Regions from separate parts of the Homo sapiens genome. Here region 1 is linked to region 2. A link is a contact called in ENCODE POLR2A ChIA-PET data. All regions are on one chromosome and are shown on one strand. The core of a region is the stretch at or near the end of the contact, and the rest is flanking DNA. Distances in the headings are between cores, read along the strand shown. Region 1 overlaps LOC102724765 (a long non-coding RNA gene). Region 2 holds the start of LYRM4 (LYR motif containing 4).

Region 1 (4,022 bases), core at 116-2,615, about 20 Mb after region 2:
AAATTGCATGAGATTAAAAGTTACAAAGATTGTTGTTTTTTTTTTTTGTTTCTGAGTCACAAGCAAGTCATTTTTGAAAGCACTGTGCTCAGCAAGACAGGTTTATAAATGAATGCTACTCACAGGTGGAAACTAGAATGAACAAAACCACTAAAAGCTACATAAAAGGTTTCTTATTTTTCTGTACTGCATGATTAATTAGAGCCATTGGGTGAAAAAGAGAGGAAAATTGCTTCTCTTTGTTGTATTTAGCTGTTAGGTAGTTTTTATTAGATATTTATATAGGTATACCTTTTGTCACGTGTATAAATGAGAGCCAAGTTCATTATTTGAGGTCTCACTGATTGGGATTTATGATAAGTCACATAGAGATGGTTTTAAGTTTACCTCTGCTTAGCAAATGAAAAATAAAGGACTGCGAAGGGCGGATTGAAAAGATGAACCTTCTAAAGCATTTTGGAAGCTCAATATGCAAACAACCAAGACACTAATTAGAAATGCTTCCTGTTTATCCTTAAAGACAAGAAGCCTGAGAATTTCTAGAAGGCAATACTTTGTTACCCTGAGCAGCTGTACATTTTTCTTTTTCTGTATATTTTAAGAGAAAAGAGTTTTATGTGTACTTATAAAGAAATCATTTATATGAATTTCAGAATAAGAGTCCTGCAATTTCTTTGAATTTATGACCATTCATTGTCAAACGGAGATTACGGTGGTCTAAAATTCAAGACCATGACAACTTTAAAGGAGGTAAACAGAGGAAAATCTTGGGACATATGGCAGGAATGCCTCTGAAAGGAAGTTGGCAGGAGCTAAGAGGCTGAGGCCTGGGGGAAATAAATAATAACTCAAGTGCCCTCCAGTGGAGAGGAGGCTGAGAAGAGGCCACTCTGCCATGCTCCACAGGCCCTAGACCACTCCCGGGCTCCTCAGGTGTGAGTCTGTGCTGATTTGCTGACATCACCTCACAAGCCTCACAAGTCCTGACACAGCAAGGCCAAAAGAAACCACTCAGGCAAACGGCACATTCTGGGATCTACAAGTCTCCTATAAGTAGCTGTTCCAATTTCCAAATATTAAAACAAAAAAGCAAGCTCATTAAGAACTTGCTGATGCATTCTATTTTTAAAATAATAATAAAAAATAATTTAGGTGATACTGCATAGCTCACAAAATATTTCCACGTGCATTATCTTACTTAATGCAAACGACAATCGCGTAGGGGTGGATTCGATTCACCTAGCTTTGCTTACAAGACGGCCCAAGCATCGAGAAGCGAAGAAAAGCACTTAGCACACAGGACTGCACAGCCACCCAGCCCTCTGCGGGTTCCCAGGGGGAGGCGCTCGAGGGTGAAGTACAAACCCATCCCCAGGCTGCGAAAGAAAAGTCTACGAGCTGGCCTCTGTGGGAGGGTCAGGGCCCAGGGTATAAACATAGACATGCTGTGCAGCGGTTTCTGTTTCTTTCACGCACGGCACAGAAGGAAAAGCGTTTGGGGTTCAGCTCTGCCAGGAAATAAATACATAACCGGCCTCGTGGTGGCCATGCTGCAGGTGGCACACTCCGAGCAGGCCCCTTGGGGGATGAGAGGGGCATCTTCTGCTAAGCATGGGAACAGCCTTGGGCGCCCCCAGTGCTGGGGAGAAAGAGGGCCCCCCTCCCCTCGTGTGAGTCACCAAATCCCTGAGCGACTTAGGTGCTCCTGCCCCACCCTCTTCTCTACCTCAGCCCAGCCTCTCAAACACCTTGATCCGCAGACGCCCCCAGGTTGGTAAACCGACTGAACAAGAGGGAAGAGGCAAGTTCCGTGGGTCAGGGCATCACCGAACAGGAATCCCCGGAGACACGCCCAGGAGCCGAGGAGGGCAGAGGTGCTCCAGTCGGGCCGCTGAGCCATCCTTCTTGGCTGGGCTCTGAGAAGAAAGGGGAGTGGGCACTGTCCGCTGGAAGTGAGCTGGCTGCCTATGACCCCTAACAGCTCTAAGCCCGAGGGTTCTGCGTGTTCAGATTTCTTTCTGAGTGGCCCCTACCACCCTCGTCCTGCATAAAAAAGTATTCAGGGACTCAAGCTAGGCATTCTGTAGAGATTTGAACATTCGGTTAATTTTCCTTCACTGTATTCTCAGATACCTGGACATCTAGCACAGCGCAGGAAGATGCAGTTTCCAGTAGATTTCCAAATATCTCCTTAGCTGCCCTCAGACATCGCCAGCCCTTGTTCTGCCTCTAGGAGACTCCCAGAGCTGTGTGCATTTCAACCGGGCCCATGTTTTGAGATTTGGGGATAGGTGGTAGGGTGCATTTTCTGAATAGAGAGGGTGGCCACTGGAAGAACCATAAAATTAGGAGTTGATTGATTTGAGCTTGAGTCCTAGTTCCAGCAGTGAAAACCCGCTCTGGACTTGTACACATGTGTCTGAATGTTGGCTCTGTTCTGCCACACTGTGGCCTGTGACTTTTAATAAGTCCTTTAACTTCTCTGAGCCTCAGCCTCCTCATTTGCAAAATGGATACAATTACCAACCTCATAGGGTTGGACTGAGGATTAAGTGAAATAATGCCCAATAGGGGAGCTGGCACAATGCCTGATACTAATACTACCCCAAATAAATGACAGATGTACTGTCTTACTCCTTTCTCTCTGAGCTTCAGTTTCCACATAAGAAAAAAATTGGGGGGCAGGGATAGTACAGATCCTTCTAGCTCCTCAGGGTAGTTGTGAGTCTCCAATGAGATAATGCATGTGAAATCACTTCCACCACTAAGAATGTGAAGTTTTAATCAATTTTATCAGGTTGACACATTAGGGCCCTTCATCTGGTCCACACCAGGGTGGGAAAGTATGGGGAATAGTGGATCTGATTTGATGTGGGATGAGGTAAGGAAAGGCCCTGAGAATGGAGCTCTGTCTAGGACTGAGAGAAGGCACCATTGTTCAGTACAACTGGAGGCAGCAGAGTGCTGGGAGAGGGTGCCCTCAAAGAAATGACGAGGGCCGGGTATGGTGGCTCACGCCTGTAATCCTAGCAATTTGGGAGGCCGAGGCAGGTGGATCATGAATTCAAGAGATCGAGACCATCCTGGCCAACATGGTGAAACCCCGTCTCTACTAAAAACACAAAAAATTAGCCGGGCATGGTGGCGCGCATCTGTAGTCCCAAGTACTCGGGAGGCTGAGGCAAGAGAATGGCTTGAACTCGGGAGGTGGAGGTTGCAGTGAGCCGAGATCGCGACACTGCACTCCAGCCTGGCGACAGAGCAAGACTCCATCCCAGCTACTTGGGAGGCTAAGGCAGGAGAATGGCGTGAACCCGGGAGGCGGAGCTTGCTGCAGTGAGCCGAGATCGCGCCGCTGCACTCCAACCTGGACGACAGAGCGAGACTCCGTCTCAAAAAAGAAAAAAAAAAAAAAAAAAAAAAGAAGAAGAAGTAATGAAAAAAGGGGTGGATAGGAAACCAAGAACAAACTCTGGCCTGGACACAAAGGAATGTTCATGTATTGACTGTACCGAGAGAGTGAGTGGTCTGACTGATGCCTCACAGATGAGCAGGGGCAAGACCAGGAAGCAAGTCCCATACCCTGAGCTGGGACCCTCCGTGCCCCACATCACTTCTCAGATGACACAGAAATAGAGACAGCACTGGGAGTGAGGGCGAAGGAAAAAAACTATGTAGCCTTACCCTGAAGATTATGCTTCTCATCTTAAAAAAACCAGATATCTTCATTTTGTAACTGCTGTGGGGAAATAGAAGAAAATTGATTTTTTTGTCCTTTGAGGGAATTATAATGATGTCTGGGCTACTCAGTTAAAAGCTGGGTTAAAAACATGAAGTTAAACTATATGCTTTTCTTAAGAGATCAAGATATTCTTTCACTCTTTCCCTTCTGTGTGCAGGATGTTATTGTTTTAGATTGAAAACACACTTTTAACTCAAGGTAGGGAAAGAAAATGGAGTGGGAGAACTAGACAGCCAGAAAGCTCTTCAAACCTAGTGGGACTCGTGGTTCCTCCATAACT
Region 2 (3,969 bases), core at 628-3,127:
GAGACTTGTCCAAGTTAGTCTTCGAGGGCTCCACCTTGACTTTCTTACATGCTCTCACATAAACCCTCTCCCTGCCACTTTCCTTAGTGTGTGAACTGCCTGCTGATTCCAAGTCCTTGTGTATCCTGAGTAAGCTTTAATGACAAACTATTTTACTCCAGACTATGGTGAAATCAAATGGTTTCTATTTATTTAACTTGCATATTTCATGTGTTTCCTCAACAGACTTGGTTAAGTACTTGGTGCTAGGTGTTTGGTTAATTCTTGCTAAAATTCCACCAGTATGCTTATTATTACACTCTTTATTCTCCAAAGTCAAAGTCATTAAGTAAAATCATTCTCTCCCGTGAAATTTAACCACTTAACTGGGTGGATACAACCTCAGTGGTATGACCCAGATGCTGTTTTCAAATTTGCAGCATGAGTATATTTTCCAGGCGGGTTTCTAAAAATTTGAGAGTCATTGCTTAAGAGGCTTAGCGTTCCTGTCCTCTGACAGAGGTTGTACTGGGCAGACCCATCTCAGGGCCTGCCAGCTCACACACGTGCTGGAGGGGGGCCTACCTAACCAGGTGTGTTCCAAGGGTAGGCTCTGCTCTTATGACATCCAATCCACAGTCTGGCCAGTCACCTAAGTGAGGCTTGAGGTAAAGAGATGAGTTGATCCAACCAGATTCTTTCTCATGGGAATATGGCTCAAACTCAGAGAGAGACAGGTAGTTAGTAAAAACAAAACAAAACAAAAAACAAATCTAAAAAAAAATGCAGAGAGAGAATCCATAAGAAAATGATGGGTCAGAACCAGCAACACTGTGAAAGCAGAGGCTCTGAATTAGAAAAAACATACAAAGAGTAACAATAAAAGACTCATAGGCAAATAGGGGAGTGGGGAGGCGTGAGAAAAAGTGAATGTGTTATATTAAAGATGTGAGTTTAGGCCCTCAATATCCTGCTGTCAAGGTCCAGTAAGCGGGATCTCTGTCTGGTGAGCCAGGAGAAACTGAGGTTTCAGCTCCAAAGCTTGTGAGACCCTTTTTCCTTTTCCGCTACGCATTTCCACCATACCCTAAATAGAATGGATTCTTGCAACCAAAAGAACTCATTACGACACCTAGGAAATTTTAGGGAGGTGCTAGAGTGTGCCTTCAGCTTTGTCGCAGTGTACTACTCACTGGCCACTTCCACTCTCAACTCTTCCAGTGCTCAAGGGAAGTTTTACATATGCAACACACTGGCCTTAACTTCACAAATGACTGATTTCCATCCCTTTTTTCTCTTCTGCAGAAACATAACACTAATCATGCTCCTAGAATAACTACCAAGATAGCCTTTAGGGGGAAAACGTCACAAGACATGAACGTCTCCCCTGGTAGAAAGAAAGGCTCCTCCCCGAGGTCTCAGAGGCCACACCTGTAGGCAGGAGCACGCTTTTCGATGGCGGAGCCCGGTCCTTGCCTCGCAGCCGCCGGCAAACCACGGTGGCTCCCAGTCCCCGGGGATATTCCGCGTCAGCCCGCACCCCCGGTCCCCGGCCCCTGGCCCCCCGCCCCCGGCCCCCGGTGCCCGCTGGGTCACCTGTAATTGTAGGCGCTGAAACGCTTGCTCTCTCTCAGCATCGCCCGGTACAGAGATAACACTTGTGCGCGACTGGAGGCTGCCATTTTGGAAAGAAAAAAAAATAAACGGGTCCTCTTCGCCGAGGTCCCAAGTACGACCCAACCCACGAAACTCCAGCCTGTGCGGAAACCACGAACGAAATAAAATGCTGCGGCTCGGCTTTGCCAGCGGGCCGGGCCTAAGCCTAAGCGGGCAGCCCTGCGGATCGCGGACGGCGCCAGGCGTCCCGCGCCGCTTCGGGGGCGGGCGCAGGCAGGGCTCGGGGCAGCTAAGGGGGCGGTGCTGGGAGGGAGATGCCTCCGCCCCGCCCCGATCCCGCCCCCGCCCGGAGGCTCGGGACCCAGCAGCCGCTCCACGCGGCGGGAGGGCGGGGAAATAAGAGGACTGGCCGCCCGTGCATCCAGCCAAGCTCCTGGCGGACGGATATCGGAGGCCCAGGCATTCGAGGGACGTGCAGTTGCATCACGGAGAGCCTTTGGGAACCGTCTGGGGTCTTGGCGGAGACATTTGTGTTTCGGGGGCAGCGCCCCTTCCTACATCCAGGAGGCCGCGTTGCCCGGGTTACCGAAGGCCGCCGCACCGACGCCCCGCCCCTGACCGCCGATGCCCCTCCCACGCCGGCTGCGGTCGCCCTCGGCGCTGCCTGAGAGAGTTTGCGGGATTTCAAGGGTGACTTGATTTCGCCTGATCCTGGTCGGCAGGGTGGGGTTTCTTGGCATTCCTCAGGCCGGGGGATGCGACGTCTGGGTGTGGAGGTGATGAGCTAGGGGTTCTGTGGCACTCCGGCTCTGCTCAGGGCGACCTGCGTAGGGGCCTCTGGGGCAGGCCCGCTTTCTGTCAAAATGGCAGCGCCCAGCGTGCGCGGGTATCTCTGAAGTTGGGGTTTAAGATTCTTGCCCGTGAGAGCGAACGAGCCTGCCGTACTTCTGATTTTGAAACACCTGGGTCTGGGCTTCCCGGGCGAGCGGTGGGTGAGTGCCGGCCTCATTGCAGCCTGGGGTACGACGTGGGCGGTTGGTGTTGTAGGGGGTTTACATTGGCCGTGGATTTTTTCCTCTTTCCGGATGTGTTTTTGCTTTTGAGTGAAGAGTTCCCGTGGTTTTGTAACCTAATAAATGCATAAAATGCAGCTTGGGTTGTAGACTTTGGAGAATAATTAGAGACCTTTAGGGCTTTAGGCTTTCTCCAAGAAGCGGAGCAAGTTTTCAACCATGGCTTTCTTCAGAAGACTGCAGCTTTTTTGAATCATCTTATTAAAGTGGTGGATAAAGTTGCTTGTTCTGATCTTTGAGCATGGCACTGGACGCAGGAAGCTTCAGCCAGTCCTAGTTACTGTGTTTGCAAAGCACTTTTCTTGTTTTTGGAATCTTGCTTTATGTAATCAACCTTAGGAAGAACCACACCTTTCTGCACTCAAGCACAGCGAGAAGTACGTTATGCGTGAAAACAAAACAACTTTGCATTAAAATCCATCTTTCTCCGAACCACTTGGTCACGGTTGTGTTCTCATCTGCTTTAGTGTATTTGGTTTTGAAACGATATACCTGCTGTATGTCTAAACAACTTTATATTTTCAGGAACTTTTCTGTTTCCTTTTCTTTTTTTTGAGATGGAGTCTCGCTCTGTCGCCCAGGCTGGAGTGCAGTGGCGGGATCTCGGGCTCACTGCAACCTATGCCTCCCAGGTTCAAGCCATTCTCCTGCCTCAGCCTCCTGAGTGGCTGGGATTACAGGCGCGCGCTACCTCGCCCAGCTAATTTTTGTATTTTTAGTAGAGACAGGGTTTCACCATGTTGGTCAGGCTGGTCTCGAACTCCTGACCTCAGGCAATCCGCCCGCCTCGGCCTCCCAAAATGCTGGGATTACAGGTGTGAGTCATCACGCCCAGCCTCTATTTTCAGGAACTTTAAAGGCAGAAAAAACACTTCTCTGACCTTACCATTCTTTAGTGTACTTGCAACCTGGTGTCCTTGCATCCAGATATTCTTACTAATCCTGATGCAATGACATTTTTTAAAAGGCACTGAAGAGAAAATACTTTTATTAAGATATCTTTAAGTCTCCTCCCTGATTTCTTGAAAATCTCATGTCTGTTATTGTTTATTATTATTTTTTAAACAGGATAGCAAAACTTCTATTACTTCCTGGTTGGTCAGGTCATTGAGCAAATCTAGCCTCTGCTTTATTGAAAGGACTTTTTTGAGTTTTCCCTTTGCTATTTCTTAAAGGATCCAAGACCAAGGCAATTGCACATTGTTATAGAGTAAGATTCAGAGCTGATTTCTCTTGATACACTATTGTGTGCCAGTGATATGAAATGATATGCGGCACCTCAAAGCTACAACATTAATGC

Evidence for each region. ChIA-PET counts read pairs that join two places held with the same protein, here RNA polymerase II (POLR2A).
Region 1: POLR2A ChIA-PET joins it to region 2 with 14 read pairs in Panc1. The contact joins the enhancer-like site here to the promoter of LYRM4 in region 2. POLR2A ChIA-PET finds 5 or more read pairs at or near these places in 2 of 52 experiments (Panc1 and activated CD4-positive, alpha-beta memory T cell).

The regions. Positions count from the first base shown.
Region 1 is chr6:25,026,011-25,030,032 of GRCh38, forward strand. The region is part of intron 1 of LOC102724765 (a long non-coding RNA gene); the gene reads right to left. It also overlaps a transcript of RIPOR2 not described here. Among named protein-coding and RNA genes, the nearest start is that of RIPOR2, 92 kb to the left of the region's middle. RefSeq lists an enhancer at 1,442-1,681. Within about 2 kb of position 1,366, at least 9 of the 41 ENCODE cell types and tissues checked have a DNase peak (open chromatin) inside an H3K27ac peak, as active enhancers do.
Region 2 is chr6:5,259,073-5,263,041 of GRCh38, forward strand. LYRM4 (LYR motif containing 4) reads right to left here and starts at 1,878. Exons shown (of 3, transcript NM_020408.6): 1 at 1,576-1,878. The coding sequence starts at 1,661. It overlaps FARS2 (phenylalanyl-tRNA synthetase 2, mitochondrial), which reads left to right and starts at 2,441. Exons shown (of 7, transcript NM_006567.5): 1 at 2,441-2,588. RefSeq lists an enhancer at 1,109-1,158 and silencers at 1,369-1,678, 1,739-1,958.